2 separate regions of the Homo sapiens genome follow, and region 2 is linked to region 1. The links are chromatin loops, found by intact Hi-C in ENCODE. Cell type or tissue: endothelial cell of umbilical vein. All regions are shown on one strand. Links, peaks and the distances in the headings refer to the core of each region. The heading gives the core; the rest is flanking DNA.

Evidence for each region. A loop is a pair of places that touch in the nucleus more often than their neighbours do. Peaks named below come from ENCODE experiments on the same cell type or tissue, not always from the same donor. Only the 100,000 strongest peaks of a DNase experiment are listed, where the experiment ranks them.
Region 2: a loop joins it to region 1, with 3 times the contacts of the local background. A loop is called at or near these places in 23 of 110 quality-filtered maps.

Annotation. Positions count from the first base shown.
Region 1 is chr10:122,146,210-122,151,576 of GRCh38, forward strand. All of the region lies in intron 7 of TACC2 (transforming acidic coiled-coil containing protein 2), which reads left to right. It overlaps LOC124902518 (a long non-coding RNA gene), which reads right to left. Exons shown (of 2, transcript XR_007062323.1): 2 at 95-798. Among named protein-coding and RNA genes, the nearest start is that of BTBD16, 120 kb to the right of the region's middle. In endothelial cell of umbilical vein, for the core only: no CTCF peak of the experiment used is centred there; DNase peaks (open chromatin) are centred at 842 and 2,552; H3K27ac peaks cover 3,173 bases.
Region 2 is chr10:122,204,193-122,209,559 of GRCh38, forward strand. The region is part of intron 8 of TACC2 (transforming acidic coiled-coil containing protein 2); the gene reads left to right. Among named protein-coding and RNA genes, the nearest start is that of BTBD16, 64 kb to the right of the region's middle. In endothelial cell of umbilical vein, for the core only: no CTCF peak of the experiment used is centred there; no DNase peak of the experiment used is centred there.

The sequences.
Region 1 (5,367 bases), core at 61-5,060:
GGTTGCTGAAGATACAGAAGAGAATAGATATTGTTGGGGAGAAACAGCATGTGCATGGACCCTGAGGTCCATCTCAAAAAAAAAAAGTTATCAATATATTGATACATCTTTATTATAATAACTAAAGTCTATAGTTGCTGTGGTTTGAGTATTTGTTGCCTCCAAAATTCATGCTGAAACTTAACCCCCAATCTGGCAGTATTGAGAGGTGAGGCCTTTAAGAGGTGATTGGGTTATGTGGCTCTGCACTCATGAATGGGTTAATCCATTCATGAATTAATGGATTGCTGGGATATCATGGGAGTGGGACTGGTGGCTTTATAAGAAGAGGAAGAAAGACCCGAGCTAGCTTACTCAGCCCCCTCGTTATAGGATACCCTGAACCACCTCTGTACTCTGCAGAGTCCCCACCAGCAAGAAGGCCCTCACCAGATGCTGCCCCTTGACCTTTGACTTCTCAGACTCCATAACTGTAAGAAAACAACTACTTTTCTTTATAAGTTATCTAGTTTCAGGTATTCTGCTATAAGCAACAGAAAATGAACTAATACAATAGTTGATTCACGTTTTCTTAGTTTTTCCCTAATGTCCTTTTTCTGTTCCAGGATCCCATCCAGGAAACCACATTTCCATTTTGTTTCTGTAGGTGCCTCTTGGCTGTGGCTGTTTCTTCTTAGACTTGTCTTGTTTCTGATGACCTTGACAGTTCTAAGGAGTTCTGGTTGGGTATTTAGTAGGATGCCCCACTATTGGAATTTGTCTGATGCTTTTCTCATGATTGGACTGGGCCTGTGGGTTCTGGGAGGAAGAACAGAGATCAAGTGTCATTTTCATCACATCCTATCAAGGGTACATACCATCGACATGACATATCACTGCTGACATTGACCTCAGTTGCTTGGCTGAGGTCATGTTTGTTGACTGTCTCCACTGTAAAGTTACTTTTTTTTTTTGAGACAGAGTCTCACTCTGTCACCCAGGCTGGAGTGCAGTGGTGCCATCTCCACTCACTGCAACCTCCACCCCAGAAGCTCAAGCGATTCTCCTGCCTCAACCTCCTGAGTAGCTGGGATTACAGGCTCCCGCCACTACGCCTGGCTAATTTTTGTATTTTTAGTGGAGTCAAGGTTTCACCATGTTGGCCAGGCTGGTCTCAAACTCCTGACCTCAAGTGACCCGTCCGCCTTGACCTCTCACAGTGCTGGGATTACAGGCATGAGCCACTGCGCCCCGCCAAGTTCCTTTTTTTCCCCCATTTCAGTACTGTCGTCTGTGGAAGGAAGTCACTGTGTGCACATTTAAGGGGTGGAGAGTTGTGCTCCTCCTCTGTTAGGGTGGAACATCTACAGAAATTATTTAGAGTTTTTCTGCACAGGAGATTTTTCTGTTCTCCTTCATTTATTAATTGATTCAATCATGTATTTATATCTGCATGGACTCCTGGATATTCATTTTATTCTTTGGGTTATAACCCAATACTACGTTATTTCATTGCTCCAATTGTAGCAGCTTTGGTCATGGGCTCCTTGGGCTTTCTTTTAAGAGTGTCCAGAAGCCCCCAGGCAGTACAGTGATACGATCGGATCTGCATTGTTAAAGACCTGGCCAGCTGCCTGCCAAGACAGGAGTGGTTTTAGGATTGAGGCCCCCATTTCCTGGGGCTCCCTGACAGCTGTGGTTCCATCACCTTCAGTGCACTCTCCACCTCGACTCTCTCCACAGCTGCTTTCAACCATGCGGCCATGGCCTGGATCCAGGGATCCAATCAACCGTGTTTTTTCCCTTTGGATGAGTTCCTGGAGGTTTTCAAAGCAAGTTTCGAAAATGTAAGGTTGAACATTTGATTTCACTGAAATGGAAGTCGTTATTCACCCAGGCTGAGCCAGAATTTTTTTTTTTTTTTTTTTTTTTTAGGCAGAGTTTCGCTCTCATAGCCCAGGCTGGAGTGCAATGGCGTGATCTCTTCTCACTGCAACTTCCGCCTCCCGGGTTTAAGCAGTTCTCCTGCCTCAGCCTCCCTAGTAGCTGGGATTATAGGCACCCGCCACCATGCCTGGCTAATTTTTGTATTTTTAGTAGAGATGGGGTTTCACCATGTCGACCAGGCTGGTCTCGAACTCCTGACCTCAGGTGATCCGACCGCCTCAGCCTCCCAAAGTGCTGGGATTACAGGCGTGAGCCACCATGCCCAGCCCTGGGCCAGAATTTGAGGTCCTGGATGGACTCTTGATTTTGGAAATACGTCTTCCATGGGTTCCTGCCACCAGCCAGGCATCGCCTGTTGGAGCCAGCGTGCCTTCTGGGTGTTATGCGCAGGCAGCTGCAGTGCCCGCCATATCTGTGGCTTTGTCTTCTCTCTTTGGGTTTGGAGGGGAGCAGCGAGGCAGTGAGACCTGGTGTATTGACAAAGAAAGCCCAGGGCACATCTTATTACAGAATTGACAGATGCTCTGTTCTTGCAAACATGCTGGGTGACTTCCTGCTGCCTCTTCCTGCTTCTTGCGGCTGCTGTGGAAACGATGACACAATCCCACGTTTCCAGTGCAAATGGCTTTTCTCCAGGAGTTTTCACACTCCCCTCCCCCCACTCTCATTGGTAATCATTAGGCCGTAGGCCTTGGGGAGAACAGATGTGACTTTGAGAGGGAGAAAAGTGAGGTTCTGGGAAGGAGAGAGAGCTTCAAGTCTCTGCCTCCTATCCCTGCCTGGGAGGGAGACCATTGCTGCAGTCACCACGCTTCTGATGGGCCTTCCTTTCCCCTCCATCGTAGCCCTCCTGAGGCTTTGTGGGGTCAGCAGGTCACCCTGACTTTTCCAGAGCTGTCAGCTCTTTGGAGAGCTGTACGAGGCTGAAGCCAGGCGAGGGGTCTGATAATAAGAATTTCCAGGAATACAAGCTGAAAGCCCTCACCTCACCAAGGCAGCCACAGCTGACCTCTGAGAGCTTGTGGCAAAGAGCCTGGTGTGTTGGACATGAGCTGAGTGGGTGTGGGTGTGAGCCCACGCAAGCATCATCTCTGTTCAGAGTTGGCCTCTCACTCCCTGCTGCGGACAGCTGTCCCCTAGGAATTGGTGACTTGGAAACCTGGCCAAGGGCTGTCTGGATAGACGCGGGAGAAACGGGATGGGAGAAGCAGCTGAGCTTCTTGCAGGGAGGAGGAAGCCGGATCCCCGGTGCTGGGCAGGAGGCCCAGGAGACACCCCTTGAGAAATGCTACCCTGAGCTGCAGACTGTGGCGGCTGTGGCGTTGGCTCTTCAGGCTTTCCTGTGAGGTGCCCCCACACTCCCGGCCCCACCCGCCCTGGGCAGCTGCCCCAAATTGCTCCCTTCCCTCTGTCAACACTTCTCCAAGACTCCAGAGTTTTTCCTGCGCAGGAGGGGAAGGGCAGAAACCTCCCCATTCCCTCCACCCGAGTTAGAGAAGTCAGCCCTTTGGAAAACATGATGCATCTTCGCTCTGGAGCCAGTTCGCCAGTCCGCTCCCCAGCGCGGCACTTTGCCTTGTAGGCGGGGTGCAGATGAGCCTCTCTGCCTCACTAGGGAAAGGGGCTGGGTTGTTGGGCTGAGGGTCTCCGGGGATTAGACTCTGCGCTGACCAAACTGGGCTCTCGTGGCATCATTCCTTGGTTACGCAGGTCAAGTTTCCATTGTTCTCTTGCCTCTGAGGCCCACTGGGTCCGGGGCAGACTGAGCATAACTACGCTGAGCCACGTCACCGGCCGGTGAGACGCGCGGAGGCATTGATGGGTCCCCTGGTTCCCGCTCAGTCTCCGAAATGTGAGCTGCCGCGGAGTGGGTGCTGGGCTGTCCCGCTGGCTTCAGCCTGAGGAGCAGGAGCAGAGGGCGTCAGTTAGATGGTGGCTCCCTCAGTTCCGTGGGCCCAGGTCTGCAGTTCTTTTCCTCCTTCTGGGAGGGGAGGGGAAGGAGAGCCGGCAGCAGCGGGGCTCCCTGGCCCTACTCTGGGGGCACAGCTGGGAGAAGCTGCAAAGCTTCAGCTTGTGACGCCATCTGGGCGGCAGTCCCACGGCCCCTAGAGCAGCTGGGAAGGGGATCCCGCCCTGAAATGGGGCTCAGGGAGGAACATATGGGCAGGCATCTGTGAGGGCGTGGCTGGACGTGCTCAGCACAGCACTGGTGGGTGGAAGGTTCCAGGGCAGTGTGGGGGCCCTTCTTGCCCTGAATAGGGGCAGCTGAGGCCAGGAGCCCACCCTCCTCCCCGAGCACGGCTGCCCAGGGACGGCCCTCGGCTTCCACTTGATGGTTTTAGGTGCTTGCCCTGCGGGAGGCTGCGTTCCTTCCAAGCCAAATGCGTGCTCTCCAGCCCTCAGACCCAGTGGAGGTGCAGAAAGAGGGGTGGCCAGGAGACGGCTGGTCACAGAGTGCCCCAAAGGTGGTGGAGAAATAGACCCCCAAACCAAGGGAGGCAGGGCCCAGGGAGGTGGGGTAGGATGGGATATGGTACGAGCATGTGCGGCTCAGGACCCCACCATGCCCGAGTGCCTCGCCGTGTTGATGAGCCAGTTTCTTTAATACTTCGCTGTCAGGAGAAGGACCTGCTGAGCGCTGGAGTCTAGGTGGAGTCATGCAGCGTTCCTGGGTCCTTTCTTCTGCTTTGTTTGCATTTTTTGATCCTGCCAGCCAGCCTCTCGGCAGATACATCCCGGTTGATTCTATGCCACGGACTATTCGGAAGGTGGCGCAGGGGAAGGAGCATGAAGTTGGAAAGACAGGCCTATTTACCAGCTGTGTGACATGGCATGAGTTACTTGACTACTCTGAGCCTTGGTTTACCCATCTTTAAGATAGGGCTAGTAGTACCCACCTCTTGGGGGTTATTGTGAGTAGTAAATGTACATGAAGAATGTAGCTCAGTGTTTGACAAGTAGGAGGCATTGAATTCACATTCCCCCCACTCCAACTCCCAGCAGTGATGGGGAAAAGGAGGCAGACAGAGACAGCTGTTCTGGAAACAGAAAAATACAACATGATAAACTTAACATAGTACAACCTGATAAACTCTCCAATAGAGCTGAGAACAAAAGACTCAAGAGAAGGGAGCACCTGACTCTGCCTGGAGAAGTTGGGAAGGCTTCCCAGAGGAGGCGGCATCACCACTGAGTTTTGCAGCATGGCTAGGTGTTTGCTGAGGGTAAAGAAGGGCAAAAGTGCTTCAGGGAAGAGGAACCAAATGTGCCAAAGCTTGGGGTGTGGCGAGGCCCAGCAGATTCAGGCAGCAGGTCAGAGAGGAACTGGAGGGACTAGAGGGAGGTACGGCGGTCTCAGACAGAGCAGCAGGGTGAGCAGCCAAGGTGGCCATGGTCCTCAGATTTAGAGGGGCCTGCAGCCAGACTGGGGAGTTTGCTGGT
Region 2 (5,367 bases), core at 132-5,131, 58 kb after region 1:
GGGAGGGGGAGGGGTAGATTTTTCTAACTGCCTTCTTTAGCTTTTAAAGAAAGCACTTTTCCAGAGCGTCTCATTTCATGCCTGCTTATAAAGGATGAGGAGTGGCCCCAGGTCACAGCCGGTGTTATTTCCCCCATTGCCCTCTCCCTCTGCCTTCAAATGAGCAGTTAAGTCAGTAACCGGCTGAGCCCTTGTGCTGATGCTGGGGCTCTGCCTGGGGGACTGTGGCCCCTTGGTCGGCAGCCCACCAGGGAAGCACCCCAGCAGGACAACAGGTGGGGATGTGGCAAGGAAAGCTGCTCATCTCTGGCTGACACCAGAGAAGTGACAGTCAGCAAAGCAGGACAGAGAGGGACATGTGGGCCGGGTACGGTGGCCCATGCCTGTCATCTCAGCACTTTGGGAGGCTGAGGTGGGAGGATCGCTGGAGCCCAGGAGTTTGAGACCAGCCTGGGCAGCATAGCAAGACTGCATCTCTACAAAAAATTTAAAAACTAGCCAGGTGTGGTGTCACGAGTTTGGCTAGCCACTTAGGAGGGTGAAGCCAGAGGATCACTTGGAGTTCAAGGTTGCAATGAGCTATGATAACGCCACTGCACTGCAGCCTGGGTGACAGAGTGAGACCCTGGCTCTTCAAAAAAAAAAAAAATGACGTGTGGCATGCTCTAGGTGGAGCCAGGATCAGCCCAGGGCTGCTGAAGTCCCAGCTGTCTGAACCGCCCGCACAGCACAGTGGGGCTGTCACTCCAACAGTGCTCCTGGGTGCCTTCTTACTTCTTACCCTACCTAGCAAAGCCTCCCCTTAGGTGCTCCCCATCCTCACTATGGCTCTGTCACTTAGATGCTCACGAGGCGGACTCTGCTGGGAACAATTTGGTTTATGTAAAGACACTTTAATTTCTTCATCACTAAGTGAGTTAGCACGGTCAGTAACTGTCCCCACAGTGCCTCGACGGCACTTTTCCCTCTTGGTTTCTGGGAATTGAACAGAAGTTTGAGAGCAGACATACGAGAGCAAGATAGACCTCAGGAAGCAGAGGAGCACAGCCCCACCCGGTGGGGGTTCCTGGGGTCTCTGTGAGATCCTGAACACCCACTGGTCTGAGGACAGAAGGCAGCCATGGCACGGGCCTCCTGCTCTCTTGCTGGTCGGTTTTGGGTTTGGTTTCTTGAGCTGTCTGTTTTGGACCACATCAGAGGAGGGTGGGCACCAAAGGACAGCCTCTGCCTGGTACTTCTGCAGCACTGATGCCTCACGCCTCTGGGGTAAAAACCCCACAGGAACTTGGAGCTCAAAGGCCCATCCAAGCTTATCCTCAAAGCTGACTCATTTTTGTGGCCAAATACTAAAGTGTTACCCACTGGAGGTTTAAGAATGAGGATAGGCCCAGATAGAAGCAGATGAGGTGAGATAGCCCAGTTCCAGACTTCCCGATGAGGAGGCGCACCTGTGGCACCTGTTACGATGGGGGCCCTGAGCCCCCACCCCAGCCCTGCAGAAGGAAGTGCTGCTCTGCAGAGGAAGGGGCGGATGGAGGCGGAGTCTGGGGTTTTAATGAGTGTCTCAGGTGTGTCTTAGGCTAGACAAATTTGGGAAATGTTGAATTCATCACGGACTTGCTCTGAGCTACCCACAGCAACCAGCAAACTGCCACAGAAAGACCAAGTACTGCTTTGTATCTCGTTAGCCTACTTAAAATGGACACCTTTTCCCAGAATAAATATTACTAACTGAAGATTACTATTTGTGTACTTAGAAGATACAAAGCCATGCTCTCTGTGTAGGAGACCATCTACCCGTGATGCGGCAGCTTAAGAGAAGAGTCTGTGAATGCCTGGGCACACCTCTGGCCCTCTGGGCGCCAAGGATTCCTGTGCACAGTGAACTCACTGGGGGGCGGGGGGAAAGAGGGGAGGATGGAGAGGCGCCAGTGCGGGGGCTGGCAGCAAGTGCTTCTGTGAGAAACAGTCCAGCAAGGCTAAGGGTGTGGCCTTTGGAGAAGGTAGGGTGACATCAGCTGGGTGATGTCTGCTGCCCTGTCCTGGCTTTGTCTCTTTCCTGGGAGCCCCCTGTCATCTCTAACACATTCGCTTTCCCTCAACTTGGGCATTTTACTGGGCAGCACTGGTGCTATGGCCTGAATTGTGGCCTCCAATGTTTGTATGCTGAAGCCCCAACCCCCAATGTGATTATTTGTAGGGAGGACCTTTAAGGAGACAGTTAAGGTTGAATGGGTTCATACGGGTGGGGCCCTAAGCCCATGGGGACCAGTGTTCCTATACGAAGAGGAAGAGACCAGGAGTGTGCAGAGAAAAGGCCATCTGCAAACCAAGGAGAGCGGCCTCAGGAGAGACAAACCCACTGATGCCTTGACCTTGGACTTGCAGCCTCCAGCACTGTGAGAAATAAATTTCTGTGGTTTAAACCGCCCAGTCTGTGGTCCTTGGTGATGGCAGCCCAGCAAGCTCATGTAACTGGGATACCCTAGTGACCCTTTTCATCTGATGAACTGCGGGTGCTGACTTTGTCATCAGACTGAGCCAGAAACCTGGAGCCTGTGTGCAAGGCACTGTTCTCTGGGGCATTGCCCAGATCTGTGTCAGTGGAGACATGAGGTGGAGGAAGTGTTGTGTATGTATTCATCTGGGTTCCTATCCTTCCTTACCTCTATGTCCTCGGCACACCCCCCAGTGGCTGATGTATGGGAGGCACCCCAGGTTATTTGTGGAATGAACAAATGAATCACACAGTTGATTGTGTCTGCATTGGTCTTCATGCAGATATGCCGTGTGGATGTTTAGAAATCCAGTAGGGGAGCAGGGAGGCTGGGTGTGGTGGCTCACACCTGTAATCTCAACACTTTGGGAGGCTGAGGCAGACGGATCACTTGAGGTCAGGAGTTCAAGACCAACCTGGCCAACATAATGAAACCCCATCTCTACTAAAAATAGAAAAATTAGCCAGGCGTGGTGGCACACACCTGTAATCCCAGCTACTCGGGAGGCTCAGACAAGAGAATCACTTCAACCTGAGAGGTGGAGGTTGTAGTGAGCTGAGATCGCACCACTGCACTCCAGCCTGGGTGATGGAATGGGACTATTTCAAAAAAAAAAAAATGCAGTAGGCGAGCAGGGAGGACTTCGAACCCAGTTGGACCACAGGAGCCCTTCTAGCCCTGTGAGGGGCCCCGTGGAGCAGCCTGCTCTGGTAACCAACACAATAAGACAGCCGTTCCCAACCAGGGAGGATTTTGCCCCCACAAGGGTACATGGCAATGTCTAGACACAGTGTTGGTTGTCACAGCTGGGGTAAGGGTGGGGCCTACTGGCATCCATTGTGTGGAGGCCAGGGATGCTGGTAAGCATCCTACAGGGCACAGGACAGCCCCCAGCATAAAAATCTGACTGCCCCCAAATGACCATAATGCCAAGGATAAGAAACCCTGCAGCAAGATTAGGTTTCCTGGTTCATGATGAGCTAATGAGAGCATGTCAGTTCTAAAGAGGAAAGCCATGCTAAGCAGGCAGGGAGCTCTTTCTTCTGGAGGAAGCAATGAGCAGATGGTTAAGCTCATTGTTGCGTGATAACTGCTGACATTTGAAGGGCCTCCGAAGGCTTCCTTCTGCAGGCTGCAGAGGCACGTGTAACGGCCTGAGAGGGAGAGGGTTGGTGTTTGTGGGCCTTGACGACGGGATAGGCTGAGGCTCGTGCTTCCTCCTGCCAAGGCCCATTTGAAAGCACCTGGTCCCCCTCAGCATCCCCTGGTCCTCTGTTCCCTCCGTGTATCCAGGGGCAATTACAGAGCAGGAAGAGGAGGTCACGGCTGGTGGGAGGATGGGGTACTTGAGAGTACTAGGGCCTAGAGGAAACAGGGAGTTGATTTTAGAAAGAAGCGAGGCAACACCTTTTGAAATGAGAAGGAAGGAGTGTTTGGAGAAACCGTTTGGTAGAAAGAGCTCCGTATTTAGGGCGTCTGCTCCAGGTAGGCCCTGGGTGGAGAAGAGGAGAGTGAGAGGCTTGAAACCAGGACTAGCTCATAGATGTGCTTCCAAATGATGCTTTCAATCCAAGCGTTTATTGATCCTGTAAGAAAGTGTGACCAGTCAAGGGGGAAACAAAGCCAAGGCCAGTTCCTGAACTCAAGAACCTTGAAGTTTTCTTGTGTTGTGAGCTGAGTTCTCTGCCAGGTACTCCAGGAGAAAGGTTGCTATGAGCAAAGCTTGGTAAGCACTCTGCAGAATACTCACTGCCCAGAGATTTGCAGTCGGGAGCATGAATTGCTCTGAGAAAATCGACAGGAAGAGACCAGTTCAGGGGTTAATTGTGCATTTCCCAAACCTTGTTTGTTTGTTGGGATGAGAGATAGGGCTCCCTGATTTAGCAAATGAAAATACAGGGTGCCCATTAAATCTGAATCTTAGATAAACAAAGAATCATCGAGACATGGGACATACTTATATTAAAAAACATGTTCATTTATCTGAAATTCAAATCAGCTGAACATCCTGTCCTTTGTCTGGCAACCATGCCGGTGGCAGAAGGGGACTGGGGGTACATAACACCTGTCACGAGGCACACATTGGAAACGCTGTCCCAGGTCTTACCTGTGCCAGCTCCGTTTACTCCTCATTCTGCATCTCCCAGTACTTAGGCCTGCAGACCGCTTTATCGTGTTTGCCCTCTTGTCCAATGACACACTTTTAGTTTTCTGGCATCCTTGACTGCCTGGAGCAGCTGTGACCTCAGAAATGCATGAAAGATGCCGCTGGGTGCCAGCAGAACCTAGAGTAGCCAAGCCAAAGCTGGGGCTGGCCGGATCCCCATGGGCAGTAGGGTGGTGGCACCTTTGAGCATCATTTGGCCAACATTTGCAGCATCTGCAGCATGTTTGGGAAATAGGAGCAACCTCCTTGACTGGCAGGGGCTGATGAGGTAGAAAAGCTGAGAGGAGGCAGCTGGGAGAGCAGTGAGACTAGGCAAGAGGCAGGGCCAAGGATAGGCAGGCAGGACTGAAGGAGAGGTTACAGGTGATGGCTGGAGCGGCAGGTGGCAGACAGCAAGTGCTACTACAGGTGCCGGGGGCCTCCGTGTACAGGCTCCCCTGATCTTCACAGTGGCTCTGAGGAGTCAAGAACAGGCTTGCTGGTGGCCGTGGCTAGTATGAATATTTATGGAAGCCTCCGTATGCCTTCCTGCAGGATTTCTCTGTCTTCCTGTCCCACTCTTGACCCTTGCTTTAGCCACACTGGCCTCCTCGCTGTTTCTGTAACGCACCAGGTGCTCCTGCCGCAGAGCCTTTACTCGCACTATTCCTTCTACCCAGGATGCTTCCTCCCCAGGAGTCCTCCTGTTTCATGCACTTACCT